Linked DNA regions of Homo sapiens: region 1 is linked to region 2. Evidence: chromatin loops called from intact Hi-C (ENCODE). Cell type or tissue: IMR-90. All regions are shown on one strand. Each heading gives the region's core, and the rest is flanking DNA. Links, peaks and the distances in the headings are about the cores only.

Evidence for each region. A loop is a pair of places that touch in the nucleus more often than their neighbours do. Peaks named below come from ENCODE experiments on the same cell type or tissue, not always from the same donor. Only the 100,000 strongest peaks of a DNase experiment are listed, where the experiment ranks them.
Region 1: a loop joins it to region 2, with 2.2 times the contacts of the local background. A loop is called at or near these places in 3 of 110 quality-filtered maps.

What each region holds. Positions count from the first base shown.
Region 1 is chr2:138,701,518-138,717,466 of GRCh38, reverse strand. All of the region lies in intron 1 of NXPH2 (neurexophilin 2), which reads left to right. Among named protein-coding and RNA genes, the nearest start is that of NXPH2, 71 kb to the left of the region's middle. RefSeq lists an enhancer at 4,788-4,877. In IMR-90, for the core only: no CTCF peak of the experiment used is centred there; a DNase peak (open chromatin) is centred at 9,856; H3K27ac peaks cover 162 bases.
Region 2 is chr2:137,902,939-137,918,887 of GRCh38, reverse strand. The region is part of intron 2 of LOC101928273 (a long non-coding RNA gene); the gene reads left to right. Among named protein-coding and RNA genes, the nearest start is that of HNMT, 54 kb to the left of the region's middle. In IMR-90, for the core only: a CTCF peak has its summit at 8,156 (motif pointing left); no DNase peak of the experiment used is centred there.

The sequences.
Region 1 (15,949 bases), core at 8,404-10,903, 800 kb before region 2:
GGCACTTACTAGATACCAAATCGGCTGGCACTTTGATCATGGATTTTCCAGCTTCCAGAACTGTGAGATGTTTCTGTTGCTTATAAGTTACCTGGTTTATGGTATTTTGTTATAGCCAAAACGGACTAAGACAGTTGCCTTGAGATGCCATATCATCAATACTGTTAAACGTTCTCCAGGTGATTCTCATGTGGGATAAAGCCATAGGAATGTTGCTACAGGGTCATAGGGTAGGTGTATGATTATGTACATTCTTCTTCACCTTGTCTTTGGTCGTTTAATAACATATCCTGCATATTTTTCCTTATCAGTATATAAAAAGCTCCTTCCTTCTTTTTTACAGCTTCATAGCACTCCATTGTGTGATGGATCATTGTTATTTCACTATTTCTCTGTTGATTTGAAAACTGTGAGTTCCAAATATCACACCAAAGAATTCTTTCTTTTAATTCTGTAGTGAATAATCTTATCCATCTGTCATTTCAAACATGTGCAGTTATACCTGCAAGATAAATTCTTGAGAGAGGAATTGCAGGCTCAAAAGTTAAGTGTGTTATTAATTTTGGTAAATACCAACCAATTGCCCTTCAATTTTAAACATGAGGAAGCAGCCCCAGAAAGATGAGGTGATTTGATCATACTTTCTTAACAAGTTTATTCCAGGGTGGGAACTAGAACCATCACCTCAAAACCTTAAACCCAGTATTTTTTCCACTGTGTCATGCCGCTTTTCACTGTGCTTTATGAGCAGAAACAATAGCTACATCAGTCAATTGGGTGGAACCGATCATAAGGGGCTACTCAGGATAACAGGGATAGGTATCTAGAAAAGGACCGAATACCTGTTGTCTTAGTCGTCTCAGGCTGCTGTAACAACAATACCACAAACTGACGGGCTTAAACAACAGATGTTTATTGCTCACAGTTCTGGAAACAACAGATGTTTATTGCTCACAGTTCTGGAGATTGGAAAGTTCGAGATCAAGGTGCCAGCAGATTCAATGTATGGTGAGAGTATTCTTCCTGCTTTGCAGATGGCCGTGTTCTCAATGAGGCCTCACATTGCAGAGAGAGGGAGCTCTAGTCTTTCTCTTTTTATAAGAGCACTAGTTTCACCCTTGGGACTCCACCTTCATGCTCCCATCTAAACCTAGTTTCCTCCCCGAGGCCCGGTCTCCTACTACCATCCATTTTATGGGGATATAAACATGCAGACCATAACATCATGGTTTCAAGAAATAATAAAAAGATATATCCATATGAAGATAATGCAACATAATGTTGCTATTTAAAAAAATGGAGTTCGGTATGCTATGAAGTGTAAGGAAATTTTGGAGAGAGAAATCAGAGTAAGAAAAACTAAAACCAGAAACACCAGAGATAATAGCAGTTTTTCTCAACTCCCAAAGAAGCTTCCAAAGAAACTCCAAGTACAAAGTCAACAAGGACAAAGAAAAAAGTAGATCATCAGGCAATTGCCAATATATGTAAGAATTAACTTTAGAATAGTTGGTCCAGCTATTTCCCTAGCCCTCACCCCACCCCAGGACAGAGAGGCTACTATATAGCTGGCATGGAGAGTTCCTGCCCTTGGTATAAAATTCAAGACCTGTTCTCTGTTGAAGAGGTGGCTGATGAGACTGGGAAGGGATTCTAGTAAACATCCTGGACCTGGGAAGGAAAAGAAATGGAGATTTAGGTGACTCTAGACCTCTAGAGGGAAAATATAAAGGAAACAGCTTTGTCCAGAAGTAGAAACAGGAAAGCCCTCTACCGCCAGAATAAGGATCTCCTTCTTCGGCTATTGTAAGGATTCCCAGCCTCCTGTCTGCTTCTAGTCAGTGTGCCCTCCTGGGAAACCCACCTGTCCACATGCCCCACCAGTGACACAGAGGTGTTCTCCCCTCCAATTCAGAGGAGAAAGCACTTGGTAAACAAACCCTGGTTTATTTACCCTGATAAGCAGGGTTATGTTCACTTTGTTATAATTCACCCTGCTATTGTGATGTTTGTTATATTCAATACATTTATTTAAAAATCTGATGTATGGACACACATTATGACAAATTAAATCTAGAGGAAGGGCTCAAAAAATTCCCTGCAAATAATTATAAGTCGCAGCCAAGGTTGAGAAACTCTACTCTAAATAACTGGACTAAATAGTTGTATGTATCCAGTATAAAATAATCTCTGCTTTTTAAATATTGAGTTGATAGTGAAAAATCAAACTCTAAACTCACTTAATAGATAATAAATATTGTGCCAAGAGAGCTATTAGCTTATAGTCAATTATAGTAAATATCCAGGGATTCAAGTAAAAAAACAAAGTGACTGTAGTGAATCTACAATGAAATAGAATTCTTTTTAGCATGCTCGGATGAGAGTACCTAGAGTTGATAGAACACCAATGCATCCATCACTCATGATTAACCCATATTTTGCTTCAAATTTCACTTCTAAGTTTTACTTTTCCACTTTCCCATTGATGTTCAGGAAATTTACGGTAATGTGTCTACTCATGAAATTCTTTTAGTCATTCTTGCTGAATTATCATCTGTACATTAATGTCATTCATCAGTTCTGGAAAATACATATACACATATTATGCCATTATATGTTATATTATTTGACATGAATTCAAGTTGTTTAGGTACATAGTCTAATTTCTTTCAGGCACTGGACTTTTTGCTCTTGTGTTCTTTTGCATGAATCCGTTGAAACAAATTAGATAATTTGGTATAAGGATATAGTGGAGCAAAGTAATTCAATGAAATTAACACCATTATCCCAGAAGGTGGACTTGGATCTTCAGTACCTTTTTTCTTGGATTTTTTTTTATCAGACCAGTAATAGAAGTGTGTGTTATTTCCAATTTGTAGGGAAGCGAACACAGTCTGCCTGCTTCCTGTCTCTGTGTTAGATAGAGGAGTCCAGCAGTCACTCATTGAATATAACCTTCAAAAAGACTTTAAGGTTCTTCCTAAGGTGTGGAAATTGGAAGTCTTCTAATTAATGAGAAAAGTTACCCCATTTCTAGTAATTCAGAGATATTCAGGATATGAAATTTAGCTTAAAAAGATATATCCATTATTAAGTGGGATATAGGACAGGAGCTTAATAAATATTTGTGGAATTAATGAAAATACAAATAACTATTTTTTAAATAGGGAGCCAAAAATACAAAAATATAACTACTTGTAGGGATCTTATGCTGAGATTTTATTTGCTCTTTTGCTTAGCATGCCCTCTGCCCCTATGTACGCACATACCTACAGCAAGAGAGAAGCAGAGTTAGAAAATAAATTTAATTTATTCTAGTATGAATTTTGAGAACTGAAATAACCAATAATAACCATACAAATGGGCTATTTATTGTATTAGGACATATATTTAAGCTGCTACACTTTTATGACAATAAGAAAAAAGAAAGAAGCTCTTCTTGCTGATTTTTTCTGTTTTGTTTTATTAGTTGTAGTGAAATTTTTTTTTTTTTGCTTTTTTGTTTGTTTCTTTGTTTACATAACTTGTGAGTGGTGCACTGAATAGGAATGTGCCAATAGGAACTAATATTTATCTAGCAAGCAGATAAAAATCAGTATCTGGAGGATTGTTCAGTAATTTACGCTGAAAATAGAAAGGTTTGATAAGGAACACATTGGATTCCCCTGATGAGTACGTTGTGATTTGGTGCGAAACAAAAGGCTGGAGAAGCTCCCCTCTGTCCCTGCTGTCCTGTCGCAGTTCTACTGCCTGGTCCCATGGCCTCATCACAGAACACACATCATGAGGCAGTCTCTGGAGATCCTGAGCAAACAGAGATTTTGCACACCAATTTGCAATTAAAACACACACACACACACACACACACAGAACGTTTTCTACAGTTGACTTTAAGTGCTGTTAAAGCCAGCTTTAGAAAGGGTTTTACATATATCATGTTTTCCTTTCCTATATTCATTTTATTTCTCTCACTGAAATCAGGAGATGAATCCTGAGCACACTGGATAACCTAACACCACGCAGCAAAGCTCTGAGTGAAGTACACTGGGCTTTTATCTTGTCTCCCTTCCTTTGGAAGCTTCTAAAGATGGCTGGGGGACAAATAATCTGTCACTCCCAACGTACAAAGGTCCCTCTTCAGACCGTTTGGGTCAACAACAAATCCTCCTAGAAAATTCAGCATGCTGTCCTGTGACTGCTGAGGTTCAGTGCTTGAATCAAGGGAGGTCAGACCCAAATCCAAAGGGCAGCTGGCAGGAGCCCAGTCGCAGATCCATCTCAGAAGAACCATCGGCAGTGGGGAAGTAGATCCTGAATGGCCTTTCAATTCAGGCTTCTCCCAGAAGGAGGCCCCTTGGGACTTAGCAAGGACTGTTTCTCTATAGTCAATTACTGAAGACCTGGAAGCTTTGGATAATTAATTTAGTTTATTTCTTCATTCAGAAGATTTTCTTGAATAACCAACACTTAAAAATCATGTGAAGACCATCACCAGTGTTAGATATAGCTGAGAGAAGAAAGAATTGGAAGGAATTTATCACAAGTATTTACTAATACAGCCCCTGTTTGCTCCTTTTCTCAATAATATTGGCTGAACACCTGCTGTGTGCTAGGCCGTGTGTGACATAGACCATCGTATAAGGCCTTGGTCTAGTCTTCATGGAGTTTTCCATTCACACATGAAGATAAGAGCTGAACCCAAGTGTTTATAGTGCAGTGGACTTTGTGGTCAGAGGCACAATAGCCAATGCTTTGTGGAACAGTAAAGTAACTCTCAAGAACATAGGAAGGGGGTGAGGGGAAGGAAGCATTGCCTTCTGGGAGTTAAATCAAGCAGGTATACTTAGACATATTTAGTGGTTGAATTTGGTCAGGGGATAAACCAAAGATACTGTGCTGCCACCGAATTTGGGGGAAGCAGAACTGCACTTGAAGGCTCCTTAGTATCCCAGGGTGGGGGGCAATGTTGTGATGATTGTATTGTTGGCCATTCTGAGTAAAACTGAGTCAACATGTGGTCAACCCAGAGAGGACAGAACTCCGAAGTCCAGAAACAGGAAATGATCTTTGGCCTAAGGTTATGAGCAGTTCAGCCTCTGTGACAGAGAAATTCCTGTTTTGACTCATCAAGCCAGCAGTTTGGTTTGATTCCACACTCACTAAAAATTCTGATTCTAAATTGGCTTCTGGTTCAGGCCTATCCACTGGGGAGAGACTGTTTTACTCATGTAATGCACAGACTTCCATCCATGAAGGTTCTAGCTGTTGCTGTAAATTAATTAATTTAGTGGCATTCTGCGATGCACGTGCACACACACACATCAGTTCCATGAGCTGATGTGATGTGTATTTATTCCTGAGAGGCAGTTCTGCCCAGGATGTGCTGCTCAAAGTTAAGTGCCTCAGCCTACTAAACTGAAGATCAGATACTGGCCTTGGTGAATGTCCCAAGGTGCTATGAAACCACTTGGCAGCCAGCCATCTGCCCTCTTCTAGTGACACCCCAAGCTAACTGGTTGCTCTTTAGATGAAACTAAACATAAGCCAAATGGTACAAACTGTGCCAGACCAGCAGAGGATGTTCATTTTACTTCTAGCTAGAGTGATCATGGAAACACTATCCTTAAACAAAACGTAGAAGTTCATTAAGCAAAGAACGGTGTAAATGAGAACCACAAAGGCCATGTCATGAGGCAGACACAAAGGGATGTGCCCAACATGGGCAGTCAGGAGCTGGAGGGGACATGTCTGTTAGGAGATATCATGGAAAAGGTGGACTGGGCTTTTGTGGGAGGCCTGAACTGCTAGAATCATCCTTTTGAATCACTGAGTAGGAACTAAAGAACAATTGATAGGTTTGAGTAAAAGAATCTGCACTGTATATGATACTGCAACCAAAGACGGATTCAATTCAAGTACAATTTAGAGGCAGACACAGGTTTGCAAGCTGTTGTCATGAGATAGCCAAGGCATCAAGTAGGATGGAGGCAAATGGATGAATGAAAGGAAGGTATAAGAGTGACAGGGGCCGGGCGCGGTGGCTCACGCCTGTAATCCCAGCACTTTGGGAGGCTGAGGTGGGTGGATTGCTTGAGGTCAGGAGATCAAGACCAGCCTGACTAACATGGTGAAACCCTGTCTCTACTAAAAATACAAAAATTAGCCGGGCGTGGTGGTGGGTGCCTGTAATCCCAGCTACTCCGGAGGCTGAGGCAGGAGAATCGCTTGAACCTGGGAGATGGAGGTTGCAGTGAGCCAAGATGGCGCCATTGCACTCCAGCCCAGGTGACAGAGCGAGACTCAATCTCAAAAAAAAAAAAAGTGATAGAAATGGGAAGGAAATTCCATTAAAGTGTCCATTAATTAGTGAGCTTTCCTCCTCTGGGTGAGATTTTTAAATAGAATGGTGCAGCGATAACATTTTGCAATATGAGAGTCAAAAGGAGCATCTCCCCTCATTTTAAGTGGGATCCGGCTCCAGGAAGATGGCAGCAAGATGACTGTGAACCAAGGAGCAGGGAGGACATTAGCACAGATGCTGAGTGGCCCAAGGAAGGTCGGGGAGAGACTGAGGAAGTCGGGGAAGCCAGCTTGGGTAAAGTGTTTGGCATGGGTGGTTTAGATGAGTTATGGAGTCAGAGGTGTGTTGGGCTGCTTCAGCAGGGTGGAAAACAGACGGCGAGTGAATCAAGGTTATGTTAGGAGAGTAATGAGGTCCAGAGCATAGAAACAGAAGTCTTAGTGAGGGAAACTAATGGAGAACTGTAGGCCTGAGAGTGGTAAATTATAATAGCTTATAGTAAAATTTATCTCATAGAGTCTAGGGTGGAGGAAGGATGCCAGCTAATCAATAGGCCAGGTAACTTCAAGATAACCTTCATTTGAACTAACTACTCTGCTTGGGTTTAAGAGAAGCTGCAAACTGGAACCCTTGTGTGTTGTTGGTGGGAATGTAAAATAGTGGAGTTGCTGAAAAAAAGTTTGGCGGTTTCTCTAAGAGCTAAACATAGAATTACCATATAACTCAGCAATTCCTCTCCTGGATATATACCCAAAATAATTGAAAACAGGGACTCAAGCAAATACTTTTATACCAATCTTCATTACAGCATTATTCACAATTGCCAAAGGTGGGAACAACCCAAGTATTCATCAAGAGGTGATGAATAAACAAAACGTGGTACATACATACAATTAAATGTTATTTAGCCGTAAAAAGGAATGGAGTTCTGATATATTTACGGCATGGACAAACCTGAAAACATTATGCTAAGTGATACAAGTGAGACACAAAAGGACAAATATTGTATGACTCCACTAACATGAAATATTAAATAATAAGTAAATTCATAGAGACAGGAAGTAAGTCACCAGGGGCTGGGAGGAATGGGAGTTATTGCTTGATGTTTAACAGAGTTCCTTTTTGAAGTGATGGAATAGTTTGAGAAATAGACAGTTGTGATGGTTGCACAATATTGTGAATACAAGTAATGCCACTGAATTGTACACATAAAAGAGGTTAAAATTAGGAAGCAACCAAAATATCCTTCAGTAGGTGAATGGATAAATAAATTGTGGTAAATCCAGGCAATGGAATGTTATTCCACAGGTGAAAGAAATGATTAAACCATGAAAAGACATGGAGAAACTTTAAATGTACAATACTAAGTGAAATACTAAGACACTGATCTGAAAATAGTACTTACTGATTCCAATTAGATGATATTCTGGGCAAGGTAAAACTAGGGAGACAGTAAAAGAATTAGGGGTTGGGGAGAGGACGGGATGAATAGGCAAAGCACAGAGGATTTTTAGGGCAGTGAAACTATTTAGTATGCTCCTATAATGGTGGGTACATGTCATTATACATTTGTCAAAACCCATAGGATTCAGCAAGAGTGAACCCTAACATAAACATGGACTTGAGGTGGTAGTTATGTGTCAATGTAGGATTGATTGTAACAAATGCACCACACTGGTGGGGGGAAAGGTGGTAATGGGGCAGCTGTGGGTAGGGAGGGGGGCAGGGGTATATGGGAAATCTCTGTACTTGGCTGCTAATTTTGCTGTGAACTCAAAACTGCTCTAAAAAATAAAGTCTGTTAATAATGGTTAAGATGACAAATTTTGTTATCTCTATTTCACCAAAATAAAATAAAATTATAAAAAGAGAAACTGTGAAGGCTGCTGTAGGATTTAGGATGGGAGAGAAAGTGCAGTGTGAGCCTCCCCTGGGCAGCTGCCCCTGTTTCCCTGAGAGGATAGAAGGGGCTGTTGTACCGTCTCGAGTGGAGCCAGCACCCCAGCATCCCCCAGCGACTCTCAGAGTCAGCCTTGTGGGACCTAAATAGCTTCCTCGTTGATTGGAATTAGCTCCATTGCCAGTCCCTGCTGCTAGAATACATGTGTGGACCAGGGGAGTATTTGAAGTGCTGGTTTCTGAAGCTTTTTGTTTGGTAGAATGCCAAAGAACACAGCTTTTGCTGTCATAATTGGTCTAAATTTAAATGCTCACTTGTTTTTGTTTCAGACTGGTTTGTGTGTGCATGGACACAGCTTAAGTTTGTGGGTATAGAGTATATTTTGTCAACATGGAGAGAGTGAATCAGAGCTTTTGTTGTCTAAATCAGCCCTTGTTTTCAGTCCCGATGTCCCTATGCTTTGATAAATGTCCTCCAGCCTGTGAGTCAAGGAGAGGTTGGAATCCAACTACTTAATTGGAGGTTTTCCAGTTCACAGTAGTTAACTTTTCTGCAACTTGTCTCCTTAATTTAGAACAACATTCAAAGAATAATAAGCACTATACCTCACATTAGCTTGGCCTATTTCTAGACTGCTATATAGAGTATTCAGAACTAAAAGACATTTGTTGTCTTTCAGGAGTTTTCAGTATGATTGTAGAGGAAAAAGAAAACTCTGGAAATGTATTAGCAATGTTCACTCAAATTGCTAAATGAGCTGGTTTAATAGTTTTCAGTGAATGCAGCATTAATTTGCATATTAAATCACATTACATCTTCTTCCATTAATGAAATTATTTTTAGATTTAGGCAATCAATACAGTCCTTTGCAATATTAAAATCCTGATGTACAAAATAGTGCCAGCTCAATTGTATGTTCAGATACTTTCTAAAACATCTTAATTCATTGATACTCATTCTTCTCTCAAGTTCAAGTTCATGGCCGGGGAGATAGTTGTGAAGTGGGCAGCGTGTGTGACGGCTGAGGAAAGTAGCAGCTGTCTTGTTGTTATTGTTGTTTTTCCAGATCGGCTTTCCTGTTGTCCCATGCCAGAAAAACAATGAAATTCTGTGATTTAAACACATTTATTAAATGCCCTGTGTAGTAGGGTAAGTGCAGTTATGGACAAGACAAGCACAGTGCCACACATGAGGCTCTATAAGAGGAGACAGCCCTGGCATCTTGGGACAGTCAGATTTGTGACTGCCATCACAAATTATTTCAGTAAGAGAGAAATGGAGGGAGTATCTGTAGTAATCAGCTTGACTGTCCAGGGAGTCTTCTGACAAGGTCAGATTTTAAAAGGGCAGACACAAGTCTTACTTATTAAATTAGCTAATGACATGAGGCTTAGAGAGAGAGGGACCTATTGGCTGACAGGATTCAAAAGGATCTCAGGCTAGAATGATGGGCCAAATCCACAGAGAAGAAAGTTACAAGGGATAATTTTAAGACCTGGCACTTGGATACAAAAAGAACACCACCACCAGAGGATAAAGGATATATGGTTAGCAAGTATGGAAAAGTTTTAGTTGAAAATAAACTAAAGTTGTGAGTCATCAATATGGCAAAAGCTTTCCAAATGTGCATAAGCTTCCCAGAATGCTTATGCAACCCTAGACTGTATTAATAGACTGTGGTATTTAGTGAGAGGAAAGTGATAGCATAAAGCATTTGGAGGCAGTACACACAGATGTCAAGCAAATGCTCTTTGGGGTCAGACAACCCAGTTTTAGATCCCAGCTCCAACTCACAGTGTAGTAGAAGCTTTTCTCCCCCCCAGATCAGGCCACAAGTGATTCATAAAAATATCCAACATACATGAAACTTTTAAACTTAAATGCTGAAGGTTCATTCTTTCACAAATTATTTGATGTAGGATCAAACCTTTTCCTTTGAGGGCATATCAAGTACACATTGGTATGGCCATATCTGGATTTTGTGGCTGGCCTTTGTTCTCATTTGTTTGATATGTGTTCTGATTGGTTATAACAATATGTGAATATCATCCTTCAGAATATGAATCCCCTGACTGAAGTTTGTCATTTAAATAAAACTCACCCATATTGAATCATCTAAGAAGATTCCTAGCTGTTGCTTCTTCTTCTTGCTCTTTTTTTTTTTTTTTTTTGTCATGGGGCAAGTACTTAAAGTCATCTTCCAATCAATCTAAATCTTTCTAGAATTTTTACATTTTTCCTTTTATCTCTTAATAGTTTTCTTGCTCTCATTTATTGAACAGCAATTTTTTAAGAGACCCATCTGCAACAAGTTTCTCTAAGCATTCACCTTAACTTTTTTTTCTTTATTTTAGTTTATTTTAAAGACAGGGTCTCACGGTGTTACCCAGGCTGGAATGCAATGGTGCAATCATAGCTCACTATAGCCTCATCCACCTGGGCTCAAGTCATCTTCCAGCCTCAGCCTCCTGAGTAGGTGGGACTTCAGGTACACACTACCACACCTGCCTACTTAAAAAAAAAATGAAGTCTTTCTATGTTGCCCAGGCTGTTCTCAAACTCCTGACTTCAAGCAATCTTCCCGCTTTGGCCTCCAAAAGTGCTGGGATTACAGGCGTGAACCACGACACCTGGCCTTAATTTTCATATAAAGAACAACTTTTTTCTCATTCATATTCATCAGCCTATCTAATAAATACTTTATTAAGTTACGTAATTAAAATGACAACTATAACTGGCATAAACAGGATGGGGACAAACAGCTGTCTCACATAAAATTCAAAATAATTGGATAGATCCTAGAGAACAGCCCACCAGCTGTGTGCATTCGGGATACTTGGGCATCAGCAAGATCCAATGGAGAACATTGGTTAATCTGGCCAATTGGTTAACATCCTTAAACAACTTCTTAACTTTTCTAGAGCATGTCATTTAATATAGACTACAGCAGCTCTGCTACTTTCTTGCTTACACTGCCAACTTAATTCCTTAAGCATCAGTTCCCTCAGCTGTAAAATAAGGATAGTAGAATAATACCTGCCTCTCAGGGTTGTTGTGAGGTCTAAATGAGATAACAGGCACAGAGAAAATTCTTAGTAAATATTTGTTATCTTTTTATTAATAGACATAGTATGTTCTGTAATGGTCAGACCACAGGCATAGATTGTTTTCCCTTAAAACACTCTGATACATAAAACTGTAAACACATACAGAGCAGAAATCCTGGTTTTCAACTTTGCATCCTTCTCACATTGTAAGGATTTAATAAATGTTTCTGGAATTCATTGATCATATTACATTTTTATGGGGAATATGAAGGAACAGGATCACAATCAGAGTGAAGTCACCAGGATGGTTATGAGAATTGAAGAATGGTTTTTGATTAAAAAGTGGAGGCATTTGGTCCGAAGAGGGGCTTACTCAGTAATACAAACATCCTCAGCTATATGAATGTTTATTTTATGAAGAATCACTGAGCTTGTTCTGTAAGACTCTAGAAAGAGAGAGAGAACAAGGACCACTGAATAAAGTTCTAGGCAGACAGATTTCAGCTTAGTAGAAACAAGAATTTTAACAGAGAATTTAAAGATGAAATAGGTTCCCTTGGGAGATAGTTAGCTCCCTGTCACACCACGTTCAAAGACAGGCAGGATGACCAACTTGGCAGTGATAGTGTAGAATAAATTCAGGGAATTCATTTAGATAATGGGAACTTCCCTCAAATTGTAATGGCAGCACCAAAATCAGTTACTGAGTAAAATCTACTAAGAGGGATTAGACAGAAGACACTCTGGGTCTTTAGACTGCCAAAATAAGCATAGTACTACATGTTATTGTTTCATCTTTACTATAAAAAGCTTTCTTTTTTAAAAGAATGATTATTTATTGTCTCAAAATGCCTCAGACATGACTTAAAATATACGTATATTTAATATGAGAATTCCATATATCAAATCAAGAAGGAAAAAAAGGATCTTAATGTTTATTTTTAATAATATTATTGGCCAGGCATGGTGGCTGATGCCTGTAATCTCAACACTTTGAGAGGCCATGATGGGAAGATTGCTTGAGGCCAGGAGTTGGAGACCAGCCTGAGCAACGTATCGAGACTCCATCTCTACAAAAAAATTTTTTTAAAAGACCAAGTGTGGTGGCTCACGCCTGTTATCCCAACACTTTGGGAGGCCGAGGCAGGCAGATCACCTGAGGTCAGGAGTTTGAGACCAGCCTGGCCAACATGGTGAAACCCTGTCTCTACTAAAAACATTCAAAAATTAGCCAGGCATAGTGGCGGACACCTGTAATCTCAGCCACTTGGGAAGTTGAGGCAGGAGAATCGCTTGAACCCAGGAGGCAGAGGTTGCAGTGAGCCAAGATTGTGCCATTGCACTCCAGCCTGAGTGACAAGAATGAAACTCCATCTCAAAAAAAAAAAAAAAAAATTAGCTGGGCGTGGTGGTGCACACATGTAGTCCCAGCTACCTAAGAGGCTAAGGTGAGAGGATCACTTGAGCCGAGGAGTTCAGGCTGCACAATTAAGACATGATTGTGCCACTGCACTGCAGACTTGCTGAGAGAGCAAGACCCTGTCTCTAAAAGCAACAAAAAATAAACCCTTAAAATATCACTACAGTAGAATCTTCTAAAGGAGCTAAATACCTTGAAGATGTGCAGGCTCCCAGTTCCCCTCCTTCTGATTTAATTGGTCTGAGATGGCATAAGCTTTCTAGGACTGTGTTTCTCAAACTATCTGTATAAATAACCAGCTGTTGTTTAGGTGCCAATCTGATGCTTTTATAACATGCACAATCAAATGATTAAATAATGTTCTAATATCAACTTGCCATAAAAGTTTCCAAACACAGAAGTATCTATCTTAGACTGCTGATAGTTTGTAGACTGTACTTCTTTAAGGGGCAGTGATTCTAACATAAAGCTGGAGTGACCAGCCCCTGGCTTACAGAGCCTGGGTTATATCTGTCAGTCATTACCTTCCATAGAACTTGTTTCAAGATGGTATATCTACTAGTATTTTATACTTTAATAGCCTGAGGACACATTTTAGTCAGGAACATTGACATATAGTTCGGGTGCTCCCAAAGCACATAGGAAAAGGCTAGACCTTTATCAAATATCCTGTATCCCAGGCATTGTCAAGGGTCTGTGAGACAAAAGCTGACTCTGATCTAGGTTTTGCCCTAAATAGGTTCACATTCGGGTATGGGCAAGGGAATGCAATTCACATACGTTCAAATCATTACAATGTAATTTAGCAAGTGGTGTAATAAAGTCATGTCCAGGCTGGTGGCGCAGGAAAAGCCTGTGAATGTCAGAGGTTGCCTAAGTTTGGAAAGAGGACTAACCTCTTATGTTTTAAATAAGATCCCGCCTAACCTGCCTTGCTAAAGGATAAACAGGAGTAGACACATGATGGGTTCTCAGTAAGTGCATGTTTCTCAGTTAGGAGGTTATTTATCATACATTTTAGTAATAACTGTATTACATGCTAAGCATAGGTTAACATGTACATGCATAATCACTGTTGTTATGTTTCATTTTATTGGCCAAGTTCACATTTAGTCACATTATGTCCCAAACATTGTAACTGAATTAGAATCCTTGAGACTCCCTTAAAACAAAGAAGTAACAGTAAAAGCTGTCCTTACTTAAAGCTCAGTGTGGTTAGAACCTGTGCTAGGTTTTAGTAATATGCGAACCTCTCCAATGCCTACTGGGTTGCTGGATAATGACCCCCAGGATGCATATTTCACTTGTACTCAAGTGGCTGGAAATAGTTTACTGTGGCACCTCTGCCTTTAGAAGGCCCTGGGGACTTATTATTTTAATCCTTGTACAGCCTGATTTATCCCTTCAAACATCTGTCAGCTGTGCTTTGTCTTGAAATTGGTACTGATGCTGCTGCTGATTTTTCAACAACAGCTGGGAGACGTTCATTAGTTAGACTCTCAGAGGGTATGTATGGCTTTAATATTTTATTTTACTGATGATCTCTGAAGCATTAAATATTATGCATTCCATATCTACAGGAAATCTTGAATTTTTATTTCCCTGCATCAACACTCGAAGCATTAGGTTTTACTCAATTAGCTAAATTATTAACAGTTCAGTCACTGGGTCCTGACGATATAAAAGAAAAATGGACTTTAAGTTCCTGGGTTAAATACTTGCTATTTAATACAGGCGAGAGAACATGGCCCATTCACTCCAGCAGACATAAATAAAAGCCAAAGCACAATTTTTCTTAAATGATTTCCAAATTAATTTGTCAATAGAACATCCTTTGATTTAGTTCTCATTAAGTTTGATTTAGCATTCATTTGCTTTACCTCCTTCTACACTCAGAATAGAGAAGTTCTTTTTCCCTTCCTTCTTCCTAAACTTCCCTATCTTCTCTTTGCTTTGGCCATTGTTAAAGCTTATTTGTCTGCTCAAAGATTTAAAAATCTTTCACTTTTTGTTGTTGTTGTTGTTGTTCTTAGCACCTGGCAATTTAGTTCTCACATCCAATGTAGACGGAGGCAGCAACATTTTGTACTGTATTTGAAGCATTGAACACTCTCTGTCAAAGAAATAGTCATCCCTCTGGCTTCATTTGTCACTCTATTTCTATCATTTTTTCTCTTCAAGTTAATTTATGCAGCTTATTGTGTGGGGGTTGGGAGGGTGGGAAGGTAACTCAAGAAAAATTTTGAATCTTTTGTAGTTTCTTCTGATAGTGGTTGGGTAGGGGTGGAAGCCATGAGGTGAGAAGAGGCTATTGGACGATTTTATAGTTTTATTCAAGTCAGGACCTAAGTATGGAATACACTAACAGAAAAAGAAACAGGCCAGATGCTTTTGCTCATGCCTGAAATCCCAGCACTTTGGGAAGCCAAGGTGAGAGGATCACTTGGGCCAAGAGTTCAAGACTAGCCTGGGCAAAATAGCAAGACTTCCTGTCTCTACAAAAAATCTTAAATATTTAGCTAGGGATGGTGCTGTGTGCCTGTAGATCCAGCTCCTCAGAAGGCTGAGGCAGGAGGAACATTTGCACCCAGGAGTTTGAGATTACAGTGAGCTATCATTGTGCCACTGTACTCCAGCCTGGGAGACAGAGAGAGACCCTGTAAGAAAGAAAGAAGGAAAGAGAAAGGAAGAAGAAAATGAGGAAAAAATGAAATAAAGGAAGGGGAAGGAAATAAAAAGAAACAGTCTCTGGAAAATGATAAAGTGGCCTCTGTGTTGCAGAGAATTCTCCTGATATTCCTCCACACTAGCTTTGCCTTAAACCGGAGTAACCGACCTCTCCTATGATAGACAGTGGCAGGGCCTGATCCATGTCAAAGCCAACTGCCTGTGTGGGTGGTGTTCACCTGGAAATAAAATGTTATCTAGAGTCTTCCCACCTACCAAAGCGGAGATTCGTATGCAAGCCAGAGCCCCAGATGAATGAGGCAAGTTTCTGTAACATATGGATGACACTGCTTTATGATTTGTACTAAGACCTTGAGCTCTTTAAAGGAAAGATATGTGTCTTATTCATTTCTGCATCTCCCTGAAATATTAAAAAGCAACATCATATAATGAAAAAGACACAGAGTAAGTAATTAGACAACCAGGGTCTCAAAGTCAGAATCTGATCCCTCCAAGCCGCAATCTCCTCATCTGCATGCTGCAGATGATACCCACCTGACCCAAAGAAGCAAATCACCAAGCATACAATAAACCTTCAGTGAACAGCCCTTCTT
Region 2 (15,949 bases), core at 6,999-9,498:
ACCTTAATTTAAGGGACTTTATGTTCTGTATTATACCTTACTGTCTATAATAATAAAATTAAATTTTCCATACTTAAAGTATCTATAAAAAATAAATTGAGTAAATTGTATACTTGGATCTCAAGTCCAGTTCCTCTAGTTCTCTCAGAACTATCTCCCTTCATTTCAAAGTTCATGGATTGATTTTTGTTTTTCATAACATGTACCACTGTATTTTAAATTTACACATCACCACGGCATTCTTTTTTCTTGTTCTTTTATTATTAGAACATACATTTAATCCCTTCTGACAATCTAGCCATTGTAAACCTCCCAGGTTTATCAACTGTCATCATCCAAGTACCCACAGCACAAATTTCTGGTATTACAATGGTCTTAAATTTTGTCCTTTGGATTTTTTGAAAATAAATTATAGTGTCTATTTACATGGATAAAGAGTGACCACTGTCTTCAGCTGGTTCCTGTTGATAATGAGGCCAAGACCGGGGCCTTCACTGAATTCCCACATGTGCTTGGTTGCAAGCCACACTCAGGTGACAGTCTTGCAGTTGCTGCTATTGGTCACATGAAGACTGGGAAAGAGAGTGCATCAGATCAATATAAACTTATTTCTCTTGCAAAACATAACAACTCAAGGCACATGCATTGTGAATATTGGGTCAGAAGCATTATCTTCATATTCAAAGACTAGCATGTAATTATCAAGAACAGAAATATAAAGAACATAAATAGCCTGATGATAGAATTGGTGCACATTTATTATTAGAAATTCTATTTGAAATCCAGAGAAGAGTAACTGAATGGATAAAAACATACCGGATATTAGATGACAGAGAATATGAGAAAATTTCAACTTTTTTTTCCGGTTGAATTTAGCAATGTTTTGCTCCTTAGTTGACTGATTGAATAATTTGCCTCTCCCAGGATGTAAATTCTCAGAGATATTCCTTCTGCCATTGTGCCAATCTAGGTCACAGCTAGGATAGGATTTATATGCTGTCCTGGTCAATATCCTTCAGAAATGCCCAGCAGAACACAGGCACAAATATTCTCCTTCAACAAATACTCATTGAATATGAAATCAGACTTCTGCTGGTACTGAGGTACCAGTACTTCTACTGGTACAGAGTCATCTGGAGGGCTTGTTATGAGGCCTCATTCAGTATGAGGCAAAGGTTGTGAAGTTTGCATTTAAGTTTTTAAAAAGTCATGTATAAAGAGTGGCCACCATGATGATTAAACACATCATATTGTGCTCTTATAAAATTTGATCAAAAACCACAAACTTCAATGACAATAAGTAATTGGTCTTACTTGGTCTGTTCATTCTGAAAAAACTGAGTCTTGTCCTATACAACAGGGCTGGAGCAGTTGCAACATGCACCAGGTGGAACATGTTTAAGAGCTAATGGATAGCATTGGTTTACATTTCATGTAAGACAAACAGAGTAAATTAAGGACACATTTCTAGTATCTTCAGATATTCAAACAAGTAAATATTTCATATATCTCAGTTTGCTCCTTTATTTGTGAAACACATTTATTTTCATTTTGATAAAAATGTCTCAAAAATGCCTTAATAATTTGTGCTTTGGTGAGGGAAATTTGGAAATAATGAATGTGAGCTAATCCTCTCTTTGTGACTTAAGGGTCCTCATTTGAAATTATCATCTTTGGAGCTATGCTTTTATAACGTGATGCTCATTGGGTATTTGAGGTATAATGCCTGTCTCTAAACTGAATTGCCCCAAACTGCTTTATAGTAGTTGATTTCACTACCAATGTTTTCTCCTTCACTCTTATTTTGTATTTCAGTATACCAAATTTACATTGTTTTTGTTGGTTTTGTTAGCAACAGAAACATCAGGTGAATTAAAAGACACCAAGATAAGTACTCATCAAACTAAAAAGTTAAATGCAATTAGACGTTATTTTTGCCAGAGGGTGGGTGGGTAAATTTAGCATAATGCAGTAGTTCTCAGTCTTGAGCATGCTTCAGAGTCATCTGGAGGGTTTGTTAAAATGCAGGTTGTTGGGTCCCACCCCAGAGCCTCTGTTTCAGCAGATCTCGGGTGAGGCCTGAGAATGTGCATTTCTAGCACTTTTCCAGTGGATGCTGCCCATCTGAGGACCACACATTGAGAGCTACTTGCTGCAGAGAAAAGTGGAATGGGGATAGTTTAAAGAATCAGTAAGTGTTTAAGTTTCAGGAAATGTTTGGAAGTCTTCAAGTAGAAAAAGGGGAATGTTAATTTTCTCTTCACATATTGGGCATTACCTTTATGGAACTCTAACACAAAGAGGGTGAGCTGTGGGAAAAAATCAAGGGATTTGTATAAAATGATAGATTACAGTTACATGTTAGTTCACAAAATGATTTCGGGAAGGTATGTTAAATAATCCCAACATTATAAACTGATACCGCACCGAGCAACCTCACTCTCCAAAATCCTCTCATGTTGCCTTTGTGCTGGCCTGGATGGACCATTGGTTGGACCCCATGTGGCATTCCTAATGTCTCTATATTCTGATCCATTGATTGCCACTAAAGTGCTTTGCCGACAGATTTTGTTCTCAGATGGTGCACGGTGCTGAAGAGAAAATCACTTTGCAAATCCAGTGATTTCATGGGCCACTAGGCTCTCTGGATTCTCTATTACCCAGTTTATCTTCTGTTCATTTAATGTATTGCAAACAACATTGAATTAGTTTGTTGGACAATTAGGTAAGATATTAAGCTAAAGATGTACATATAAATATGTCAAGTCATTATTTTAAGAATACGTCTGTAAGGCATAGTTGGAGAAGGCTTTTTCTTGTGAACCCTGTGAAGGCTTTTCCCCGCAACTCTGTAATAGTTCAACAGGTACCAACTTTTATAAATAATACTTCTTTCTCAGAGGTGTTCACAAGTGAGAAAAAGAATTTTCTACAATGGATGTTTTAAAAAATCACTTCCAAGGAAATTAGTTCTTGTAAACCTCCTGAAATAAACATCAGGAAATTAAATTGGCGTTTGTTTGTTAGTAGAATGAACATCCTCAAGCAAATCCAAGATTGCAAATATTTTAGCTCAGGCCTAGTTTCTAGTCTCTGAAAGACCCTTCCTTCCTGAGCTATGACCACCTAAAGCCCTCCTGCAGCTTCACCATTGCCTTAACTTTCAGCATGAATCCTGAAATGATGCTAAGGAGATTTACATGACTACATGTCTATAAGCTATGGTTTCATCATTTTTTTCTTTGTCTCTGAGCTAATGCTGAGAAAATACCCTGGTTCTGCTAAGTGGATCTCAGTGTTACTTAGTCTCCTGCTCTCCGGGCACCCAAGTCTGATTCCTCAGCACCCAAGTCTGATTCCTCAACTTGATCCTCTTTTGTTACCTGTGATCGTCCTCAGGAAGGGGTATCCCAGTCCTGGATCCTGGACCACTGTCTTGGACCCTCCTCTGAAATGCCAAATATTCCTAATTTCAATTTGCTATCCTTCTTGTAAGGATGAATTGTCTCATACTGCATCCAACTGTTTGGACAGGCCAACACTTCATTTGCAACCCTCCGTGGGTATCTACTTATCTGAACTACAACCTGCTATCCCTTGATCCTGTTGGACAGGCTACTGTAGCCTCGCTTTACATCTGTGATGGAATCCATCCACCCAGATCCTATTCAGTAACAGAGCCTTTTCTCAAATCCCAGCCCGTTCTCATCTGAGCTACATGACAATAAGTAATTAATTGGTCTTACTTGGTCTGTTCATTCTGAAAAAACTGAGTCCTTACTGAATGGAGTTTCATAAGGACTGAGTTGTTATGGAACGATATTATACATGGGAGTGATGGACATGAAAAAGCTACAATATCTCTCTTGAAGAAACTCATTCATTCATTCTTTCTTTTTTTTCTTTTTTGTTTTTTTTTTTGAGACAGAGTCTCACTGTCTCACCCAGGCTGGAGTGCAGTGGCATAATCTTGGCTCACTGCAACCTCCGCCTCCTGGGCTCAAGCAATTCTCCTGCCTCAGCCCCCTGAGTAGCTGAGATTACAAAATTAGCCTGCCACCATGCCAGACTAATTTTTTTAAAATTATTTTTAGTAGAGACAGAGTTTTGCCATGTTGGCCGGCCGGGTCTCCAACTCCTGACCTGAAGTGATCTGCCCGCCTCAGCCTCCCAAAGTGCTGGGATTACAGGCATGAGCCACCGCACCTGGGTCATTTTTGATGACAGGGCAAACAAGCAAACAATTGAAATACAGGTTGAGTATTCCTTATCCAAAATTCTCGGGACAAGATGTGTTTTGGATTTTTAAAAAATTTTTCAATATTTGCATTAAACTTACTGGTTGACATCCCAAATTCAAAAATCTGAAATCTGAAAATCTTTAATGAGCATTTCCTTTTGAGCAGGACCTTTGAGCATCGTGTCAGTATTCAAAAAATGTGAATTTCAGATTTTTGGATTAGGAATGCTCAACCTATACAATACTTTAACCATAAATTCTGAGAACCTTTCTTTAAAGGATGTAGTAGACGAGGTCAGACAATTGTCCTTCCATAAACATTCATTCTATCATTTGTTCAAACCCCACTGTGTTTCAGGCATTTTGTTAACACATCGGGAATGGACCCAGAGGGCCTTTCTGAGAATTGTGTTAGACCCAGATATTCACCCAGGCCCAGAGCATCCAAGACCTTTTGCCTCCAAATACCAATGATAATTTGTCTTGTGGTCCTAAGATGTTAATCAGAGCTGCTTATAATAGCCTCTGAAACTGGCTTCTCTCCCCTGTAGCCCCAGATGGTCTACTCTGGACCCTGAATACATTAGGTTGGGGGATTCTAAGTGCAGTCACTTTGTTGCCAGGTCCACTTTCTTTCCAGAACCTCTGAATCAAATGTCAGCCTGTTTTCATTGTTCCCTTTCTGATTAGCTGTAGCTGGATATACTGAAGGAATGAAAGTTTTCTGAGCTGACTGCACTGATAAACCTAGAAGGAGACCATGGTGATAATTGCTTTATAATTTTCAAAAGTCAGCATTAACTGCTGAGTAGCAGAGTGGATTACATTTGCGTTTTCAGTGGAAATGATCACTGTGATGTCCTTACTGCCTCCTAACTCATGAAAGGAACAACTGGCTGGTCCCTGGAACTCCCTGTGTGACTGGTGATTGCCCACGGACTTCTAAAACAGTCTTTACTCTGAAGATGTGAATGTTGCCCATGGCCTTCAGCTGATGGATGATATCTGGGCCTGAGATGGCAATATCAGGTATTTCTGAAGATATCCTAGGGAAATGTGGGGATTGCCATGGTGCCTCTGAGCTTACCTCTAGAACAGATACTTTGATAAGCGCTTTTGTTTCTTTCTCTGAATTCTAAATCAGCCCTAGAATTCTGGAGGATAATTCTGAAACAAGCCCTACCCAGTCAATTTTCCTGAAGTTTCATGAGGATTCTGAAGAGCGGTGACAGGTGTTGGACTAAAACCAGGGAGGAAGGCCAAGGTGAGGAGAGCACTCAAAGGCAGTGGGTGGACAGAGGTCATCCAGAGGCTTGCAGAAAATAGGACCAAAGCCATGGCCCCAGACAGGAGTGGCAATCCTAAGTGCAGTTTTAGTTGCGCTTTCGAGATAATGGAAGTACAAAATCAGTCACTTAACCTCTTTTAACATCAGTTTATTCATCTGCAAAACATTGACATGCTACCTCACAGCATTCTTCACATGTAATAAGAAACGGCATGTTAAAATACTAAACAAAGCTTAAGAAGTGATGCAAAGATACTATTAGGGTAGAATGCAGATTATAATTCTATCACTTATCTCTTTCTTATTTTCTTATTTTCTGAGAAGCTCTTATGAACATTGAGTTAATTATTTCTTTTCCCTCCTTATTTATGAGCATACATGTCTTATTCAAGGTTTAAAATATCACTTGGAAATTAACAAGGGGTTTCACAAATATAGTCATATTCCTTATTTGTTCACAATATTTTGTCCCAAAATGTTGCTTTTTAAAAAATAAAAGAACTACTTATAAAATTGTGATACAGTCAAGGCAGACTATAAACAAATGCTCACCAGCCAACAGAAGAAATCTATCCTGCAATATGGAACACTTTCCCAGTGTACCATGATAGTTCCTTAAAGCTGTTATGAATTATTCCATAAACTTGTATTTAAAGACTTTTAAACATGCAGATTATTGGCCTGAGAAACCATTTCGTCTCAAAAGGAGCATTTGCAGGCTGTCGTGCAAATCTGCATTTGAGCAACTTTCATATTATGATCTTAGTGAATTCTTGACCAGATGGACTTGAACAGCTGCTACCCATGCTTGGGAAGTCCCTTTGCTTGAGAAGACAAAATAGCTCATTTGTTTGCAATTCTTTCCTGAAAGTACACAAGGGCAATTTTCTACATTGTGAATTACTTCTATCAGAACAACATTTTCCCTGAAAGACCACAGCTCATTATACTATTTAGAAACAAACAAAAATACATACAAACATTTTTTGGGGAGTTTTATAATTTGTGCCCAGAAGGGACAAGTTTCTTTTCAGATTAAGTTTTAAAAAATGTTCCTTTATTGCTGTTATGTTCAAGCTGACATGGAGGTTATAACTGAGAGAACCCCCCTCTGAAATAATAATGCCTTACATTTGTATAATACTTTATACTTTTCAAAGTGCTTTCAGGCACATTATTTCATTTGATCTTCAAAACAGCTCAGTGAGGCAGGTAAAGTGGGTGTTTTTATTCATTACATTATAGATAAGGAAATAGGTTCAGACTGCAAATATTATCTGAGTATCTACTAATTCCATCGTATTGTTCTAGGTGTCATAGAGGATAAAATAACATGTATTCCTAAAAGAAGAATCTTGGTTTTAGATAAGACATAACAACACAAAGCTAAATAATACATAAATGTACAATATGGTTCAAAAGATGACAAAAGACAATATATGGTCATAGTATTAGAAGCACGAGCAAACTGTATTCTGGCAGATTAAGGGAGACTTCTTAAAGCAGGTGCCACCCGAATATATATGCCTGGAAGGAGGTTTGGAATTTGTGGAATATTTACTCTTTGGCATCATAATCACCTTCTCATATAACCTTAGAATAGAAGAGCTTTTGGCATTCATCTAGTTTGTTCTGATACTAGATGTTGGCACTCCCTATAGCACCCTAGGCAAAAATGTTGGAATAGCTATGAGTCTTAAAAATTCTATCTTATGAAACCCCGTCTCTACTAAAAATACAAAAAAAAAAAAAACACAAAAATTAGCCAGGAGTGGTGGCGGGCACCTGTAGTCCCAGCTACTTGTGAGGCTGAGACAGGAGAATGGTGTGAACCTGGGAGGCGGAGGTTTCAGTGGGCCGAGATCGCACCACTGCACTCCAGCCTGGGTGACAGAGCGAGACTCCGTCTCAAAAAAAAAAAAAAAAAAAAAAAAAAAAAAATTCTATCTTATATGCAGCTGCAATCTCCAGTTCTATAATTCTACCCTCTTGACTAGAGTAAAACAAGACTAATTTATTTTCTCTTTCTGTGGAAAGCCTTTAATATGTCTGTAGTCAGCATGATAGCTTGATCTGCCTTTAGTCTTTTCTTCTTTCCATTTAATCTTAAAGCTTCTGGAGATACAGTCATTATTTTACTGCTGGGCCCGTATTTTATTTGTCCAAATTATCTGTAACTTTGGCCATCCCAAACTGTTACACTATTGTAGATATGCAGATTTGAATAAGACTCTAAAAACTATCATTATCTTTCCAATTCACTGCCAGCATGTCCACTAATACTGCTAGTTGTGAACAATTCTCACATATAAGAGTAACTAACTTTTGTGTAAAAGCGGCATAATTAATGTGCCTGGAATGAGTCATGGATGTCTTCCTAAAGAACAAAGGCCACCTTCCTGAAGAACAAAGACCACCTTCATTGTGATGGCTTTTTTCTTTTTCTTTTGTATTTTTCTTAAGCCATTAATGATCTATGCATGTCTGCACAGATGATACTTGCTTAAGGAACTAACACCAAATCTCTAATACAATAACAATTTTTGGTATTTTGTTTCTCATTTTTATTACTGGGAAAGTAAAAATTAACAGCTCGTGTAAATTAATAATCCAATACTGACCTCTGGTGTGTAATGAAGAAATTGCTTTCTGGATGAACTTAGCGGATGCTTGCGAAAAGTTTTATGTTTTAATATAAGAATGTCTTTCTCCAAGCAAAGAAGTTTCCTAGGCTATAATTAAAAATGTGGAAAGTGGGAAAAGTAAATCTAAGTAACTGAATGTAGAGAATGTCTCTGTGGTAGTTTTTAGTAGTGGGTAAGTAAAAAGGAAAAGTGAGAACAACTGACACTAGAACTGCCCCATTCAAAAATGTTTTTTTTTTTTTAATTCGGCCAGCTTTTAAGAAACTAAACACAGTGAGTTGCGAATGAATGATCTACCCTCCCTCACTTGACTATATTTGAATTGGACTTAAAAAAAATGCTGTTTTGAATTTCTCTAAGTCACCTCCTCAGATGGTAGATGTGTTTTCATTGCCTGCCACTCCCCAAAGTGTCTCTCCATTTATTTCAGACACAAGGTCCCAAAGTCACAATTTTCTAGTCTTATTTGCTCTTCTTTGCTGTCCTGTAATTTTCTAAAGCCAGACCATATGCCTGCTTTATAATTCAAAGGCATAATATTTGTTAGGCTGGTTCTTGATTCAGGTTTCTCATTCTCCTCCCTATTTTCAGTATGTGCCCTTCCCTCCCACTCTATGCTCAAGTCAAATTATCTATCTAGCATTTCCCCCAGTGGTACCTTCTGAGCAGAGGTACTGCAGAGTGCACAGATATGGCTGAAATGAGTCAGTCACTTTGCAGACAGAGGTGTAAGCCATGTAGGTTTAGGCCTCTACTGCCACCAGAGACCCTATTGCTGGGCTACTCCCTCCTGTAGTAGTGCTCATAGAACCTTAGAAATTCACCTGTTGAGGGAGTATCACTGGGCCAGTCGTCAATGAACCCAGATGCCAATTTAATCCTGGCACTGCCCCTGACTTGTTATGGGACTTTCTGCAATTCAGTTCAACTCCTAGGCTATGAGACTTCTATTTTATAATCTGTAACAAAGGGTGATTAGATTAGATGATTTCTAACATCCTTTGTAGTATTCCAATTCTACAGCTCTATACATGTGGATTCAGGAGGCTAGCTCAAACCCTGGGTTCTTCACTTCTTGCAATGCTCTCTCAATTCCCTTCTTCTCCCAACCTCTAGCTTGTCCAGATGTTACTGTACTTGTATACTTCCTGTGTATACTAAACCATTATATGGACTACACTCTACTGTATCTATTTGTCTATCTTTTTTCCTTCATTGAACTAAGATATGGTAGGCTGTTACTAGCTATCTATGGAGTGAATGAGAAAAGAATGCATATCTTGTCTTTATCCTGCAGGTCTGTCTCTGCCACATATTTCTGAGGAGCTCCTGGGACTGCAAAACTCTGGAGTCAGCATTGACCTTTTATCCTGGTTCTATAAACCAGATCACATGCAAGAATATTGCCTCTTAAAAATTCTCAAAAGTGATGAATAGCTATAGTCCATGCTAAAGGAAAATGGAGCACACCAGGTTGTCAGTGAGAGCTGAACCACTCTGAGTAATGGAGTGAGAAGTTTTATTAGGTTGGTGCAAAAGTAATTTGTGGCTTTTGACATCAATTTTAATGGCAAAAACTGCAGTTACTTTTGCACCAACCTATAGTTCCCAGAGTCAGGTAGACTAGGAAGAGGCAGGCAGAAAACAGAGACTGGGAGGTGGAGAAGAGTTAGTGAAATGATTTGAGTTTGGAGACAATGGGGTGAAGGCCCAGAGAAAGTTCCACACTCTTGGGGTGGCCACAGGAAAATTTTAAAACTCAGAATTTAATTTGACTAAATTTGTTTGCCATTTCAACTCTCAATTTCTAATTTTCAATAAACTTTTCTATCCTCACAAGTGCTTTACATGGGTAGGTTTTTGTGGAAAACAGTAAAAGTGATGAACATTCTATCTGAGTCAATGGTTCTTGGTGTTCAGGACACTTTAGAATCACTTGGGGAACTTTTGAAATCTGGATGCTGATGTCAGATTCCTGAGTGATTACAACAGAATCTCTGCAGGTGGGACCTAGGAATCAGTATATCTTAAAAGATCCCAGGTGAATCCAATATGCAGCTTGCTTTGGAATGAGTTATTGTGAAACAATAGACTACAGTGATCAACGTGAACTCATCTGAGAGACTCCTCGGCAATCATGTCTGCTTTGTTCTTTAATCAGTTCTATTTCACATTATTGGAAACAACTATTTTAATTTTATAAGCCTCCACTTTTCTCAAAACTTCCTCCTCCAATTCCATGTATACTCTCAATTAATGACTTCCCTTCTACCTTTCAGATATAATTGGAGCTCAACATGAAAAAATTCTTTATTTCCTGTCACCAAATCTGTAAATGTGTTTTTTCTGAATTACTTTTCACTAGTGCCTTTCTATCAATATTTGACCATCCAAAGTCATCCATCTCTAGAAAGTAACAATACAGAAATATAGGGTGTATATTTGTTGGAAATAAAATAATACTAACAAAGACCTCTCTGAACCAACCTAGAAAAGAGAACACAGTTTATTACTACATGAACATAGTCAGATTTCTATGCACGTAGGTACTACAAAAGTGACTAAAAAGTCTAGACAGACTTTCACATAATTCATTTAGCAAAGCAGAAGAAAGAATAACTTCTCATCTCCTCAAGAGACAAAGGGCTACATCCTAAGATAGTCCTCTAGTGAAAACTCCCAAGTAAGTTTTGGAGGCATTTGCTTACAATTCCAAGTGTCAGAAAGTCCCCATTATTCCATTGCAAAATCAAAAAGGCAAACCTGTTATTTGGACCCATTAAGATTTCAAGGAAATACTCTAAGGAAGGGGGATGGAGAGATAGTGAGCTCCAACCTCAAACAAGTCACCATTTTACCCTTACGGTATGCTTTGGTTGGTATATGCATGTGTATTTCTTAGCTTTGTGAAGTCAGAGAACCTAGAACACCTGGCCTCTAGACCTTTGTATCCAAACACTATTTCTCCATGAAAGAAACCCATGCTCTTTGGGGAAATGGTAAATTTTTAGAATAGGGAAAAATGGTCAATTCTTCTGTCTACAGAAGAAGGCTGCCTCATGTGGATTGAAGCCACACTGAGTGAGGGCTTCAATGCAGGTAGGTGACCCATGTGGGGTGTCAGAATCAAAGCAATGTGAGGGAGCATCCAGATAGACATATTATCCATCACCTGGTGTCTAAACCCAACAGGCTAGTGGGAAGAGAACACCCATGTAAGGCAGTGGCACAGAATGGGATGAAAAGGATTTGCATGTAGAAAAGGCAGGTCATTGTGGGATTTTTCTGGTCTAAATAGAATGAAAGCGGTATCTGTTAAGAGGGCTCCAAGGTGCCAGGTATTGAAGCCAAAGAACAGGAGAAGGAGTCCACGTAGAAGTGGTGGCAAAACGCAAGCAAGATGAAAAGGGCATCATCACAGTGATGTAGCATGGTTGGATTGTCAGAGCCTGACTGAGCAGGGTGGGGTGAGCGCCCATGTGGGGTTAGCCCAGGAAGGATGAGAAGAGTATCTATGTGAAATGGATGATAATCTAGGGAGTAGGTCGGAGCCCAAGGATGGCATCCAAGAATGAGGGTGGCCAAGCAGGAGGTGTTGGAGCCAGAGTAGAGTGAAGAGGGTAACTACACACAGGGGTAACTTAATGTAGAGTGCCAGGGTCTTGAATAGGGTCTGAGGATTAGACAGTAACAGCGTATTAGTGGGAATACAACCAATGCTGACAGTTGTGTTGTGAACATGAAGGATAAATCCTGTTTGTAAAGAATAAACCCCAAAATATTTGGTGATAATTGGGAATCAGGTCAGTAACTTATTCTCTAATGGCTCAAGAATTTTTTTGTGTATTTTACTTGCAAATTTTGCCTAAAGATCAATATATAAATATATATATATACGAACCAGCAAATAGCAAGTTCATTCTTAGGTATATTCTCAATAGAAATGTATACATACCGAAAAGCTTCCTGTTTGGATATTTGAAAGGAACCACCACATTCCACAGAACATACTTACATGGGGCTTTTATTTAAAGGCAAAGGATATGGTGCAGCAAGTGAGAGTGCAGGCATGGACTGGGAGTCTGAAAGACGTCCAATGTTGAAAGCTACCCAGGGCTCCAAGTATTCACAGACACAGAGTGTGCATTCTGTCTCCAGTGTGAACCACCATGATTCTGTGCTAGGAATCTTGCTTTCAGGAGGGCTTGGAGGAGAAATTCTCAACAACCCTTTTGTGTCTCCTTGTCCATGTAATCAAGCTAGGTTTCTCAAACCAATTAGGCCAGCTGTAACCCATCAGTAAAAAACAGACCCTGCAGGTTACCAGGAATCATTTCTTGACTTTTAATCATACGTGATAAATCTCATTGCAGTTATCTTCACCAAGAGTAAAAAATCCAGATATCCAGGTTAAAAGACGGAGCTTTTTCTGTTCAGCTATAAATCTGCACATATTTTTACTTAAAAAAACAAGAATATTTAAAGCATCATATTCATAATAACAATAACTGAAACCAACCCTAATATATCCATTAGTAGAAGAAATAACAACTAAATTGTGATCTATTTCTACACGGAATACTATGGAACAATGAATAAATATGCATTATTGTTACATAAACAACATAGATCAATATGGCAAATAATGTACTGATATTCCCTTTATGTAAAGTTCAACACCCAGGCAAAACCAATCTCTTGTATGATAAATTAGGATATTAGTTGCCTGGGGTATTAAAAAAAGAGGAATGGGCCAGGCATGGTAACTCATGCCTGTAATCCCAGCACTTTAGGAGGCTGAGGTTGGCAAATTGCTTGAGGCCAGGAGTTCGAGACCAGCCTGGCCAATATGGCAAAACCCTGTCTCTACTGAAATTACAAAAATTAGCTGGGCATTGCAGTGGGTGCCTGTAATCCTAGCTACTTGGGAGGCTGAGGCATGAGAATTGCTTGAACCTGGGGGTGGAGGTTGCGGTGAGCCAAGGTGACACCACTGTACTCCAGCCTGAGCAACAGACTGAGACTCTGTCTCAAATTAAAAAAGAGTAATGATTGATAGTGAATCTAAAACAAGGTGACAGTGGCTGATTATGTTTTTTTCCTGTCTTAGCTGATAGTTAAATGGCTGTGTTAACAATGTAAAAATTCATCAGTCTTAAAATTTGTTCTTAGATGTGCTTATGCAATATTTCAATAAAAGTGATTTTTAAAACATTTTATATAGGGCTGCACACATACACACACATGTGCACACACATACTCAACATTTATACTTGCTTTGTAGTCTTCTCAACAAATCCATTTAACTTAGCATTGACTGGGTGGTGACATTATAGCATGTGTTTCGTTATTCTCTACCTTTTAAAGTTTTCTTCTATTATTTCTGTTTTTGTTTTCCATTTTTCATGTTTTATCTCTTGGTGACTCATTTAGGTGGATATCACAACTTATGAATTCAAATTCTATTTCACTTAATGTTTCCCTCATATTTTTCATCTTTTTATATGTTTTAAAATTTATTTTATGAAAATATCTAACTGAGGTTGATCCTCAATTCAATTTGAAGGCATGGGATGTTCATGCACAAAGTATTAGGCAGTTACTTTAAAAAATGAGACAGATTTCAGTCTTGTAATGTACAGGTGCTATAATATAAAAATCATATTATATTTATTTATTTATTTATTTTGAGACGGAGTCTCACTCTGTCACCAGGCTGTAGTGCAGTGTTGTGATCTCAGCTCACTGCAACTTCCACCTCCTGGGTTCAAGCGATTCCCCTGCCTCAGCTTCCTAAGTAGCTGGGACTACAGGCACACACCACCATGCCCAGCTAGTTTTTTGTATTTTAGTAGAGATGGGGTTTCACCATGTTGGCCAGGATGGTCTTGATCTCCTGATCTCATGATCCACCTGCCTTGGCCTTCAAAAATGCTGGGATTACAGATGTGAGCCGCTGCACCTGGCCCATATTATCTTTTTAAGTTAAAAAATAGTACAATATATGTAGTATGAGACCATTAACAATATCTGTGTGTATGTGGTCTGTGTGTCTTAAAAAGAGTGAAGGCAAGTGTATTTCTAGAAACATACTTTATTAGTTGGGTGCATTGGGTTGCAAGTAACAGAAGACATTCTTATAGTGACTTAAGCAATAAAGTTATTCAATTTTTCTACAATACAAGACCTCTGGAAATGGAGACTACCAGATTTCCTGCAGCAGCTCAACAATTTCAATCACCCAACTTCTTTCTGTTCCGCCATCACAGCACATTCCATTTTCATTCTATGTAATTCCTCACAGTTATAAGATCACACACAACTAACACAACTTAAATAATTATGTCTTTAAACAATAAAACCAAAGAAAGAAAAAATTTCATATATATGGCCATCATTTTCATTAGAGGTCAAAATCCTACTAATAAGCTCCCTGCTTTGGCATTCTTCCTAAATACATTCTATTAGCTGGAAACAGAACAAATGTTCATCTCTAAATCAATCACAAGCAAAGGGAATTACATTAACGTTTGTATTAGTTCGCTTTTGCTCCAGTAATGCTTAAGAAACATGACAAAAAGTTAATGACCTATAACAGCAAGTGTTTACTCCTTGCTCGTGAGTTTTGTGAATTGGTTGCAGCAGTTCTACCTTAGACTACAGATGAGATTCAGGTGTGCTCCAGGAATCTCTCCTTCCTGGACCCATGTTGAAGGACACAGACTACTTAGGGCATTTGATTTTTATAATGCTGAGGAAGATTGAAGAGGAGAAGCTTCTTTAAAGTTCTGCTTAGTTACTTCTATTACTATTAACCTACCAAATTCTATTGGGTAGAGCAATCACATAGCCAAGCCCAAAGTCAATGATACAGAGAAATATTCTCTTTCCTTATTAAAGTATGGTAAGGATGGGGAGGGAAAAAGAATCATCTTTTAATTTTTTTTTTTTCTGAGACAGAGTCTCACTCTGTCATCCAGGCTGGAGTGCAGTGGCACAATCTTGGCTCACTGCATCCTTCACCTCCCGGGTTCAAGCGATTCTCACGCCCTAGCCTCCCAAGTAGCTGGGATTACAGGTGTGCACCGGCATACCCAGCTAATTTTTTGTAATTTTAGTAGAGAGCTGTTTCATCATGTTGCCCAGGCCATTCTTGAACTCCTGAGCTCCAGCAATCTGCCCGCCTCAGTTTCCCAAAGTACTAGGATTACAGGCGTGAGACACTGAACCTGGCCAGGGAACAAAGAATTATGAACACACAATACAATCTACTACAATATTCATGGCCTAGAACAATTATGGCTCATCCTCTCAGATTGGGAGAGGAATCCATATTCTGTGAACTTGTTGCAACAATACAAACATAAAAAATCTATGATCATTGTAAACAAGAAATAAGGAATTGTGGCTACTGAGTAGACAACAGTTCAATGTTGACTTCTCACTATTTAAACAAATTAGACTTTTTTTCTAATTGAGAAAATTCACAAACTTGAAGAAACAACTCCAATATTGATGAAAATAGCAGTGATTTATTTATTGACTAAATATTTTAATTCAATGATTTGGAAAGAGAGTTTTTAATCTTTCAGAAACAATTCTACCTTATTTTAAAAAGGCTGAAATTTATATATATGGGACATTCATTTCACAGTATATAACTCTCTGACACCTTCGGTGCCCAGTTTTATTTCAGGCAGGACAGCAATATTTATCCTCTTTTAATTCTGGCCTATCCACTGGCACAGATTGGTCTCTTATGTTACTATCATGAGC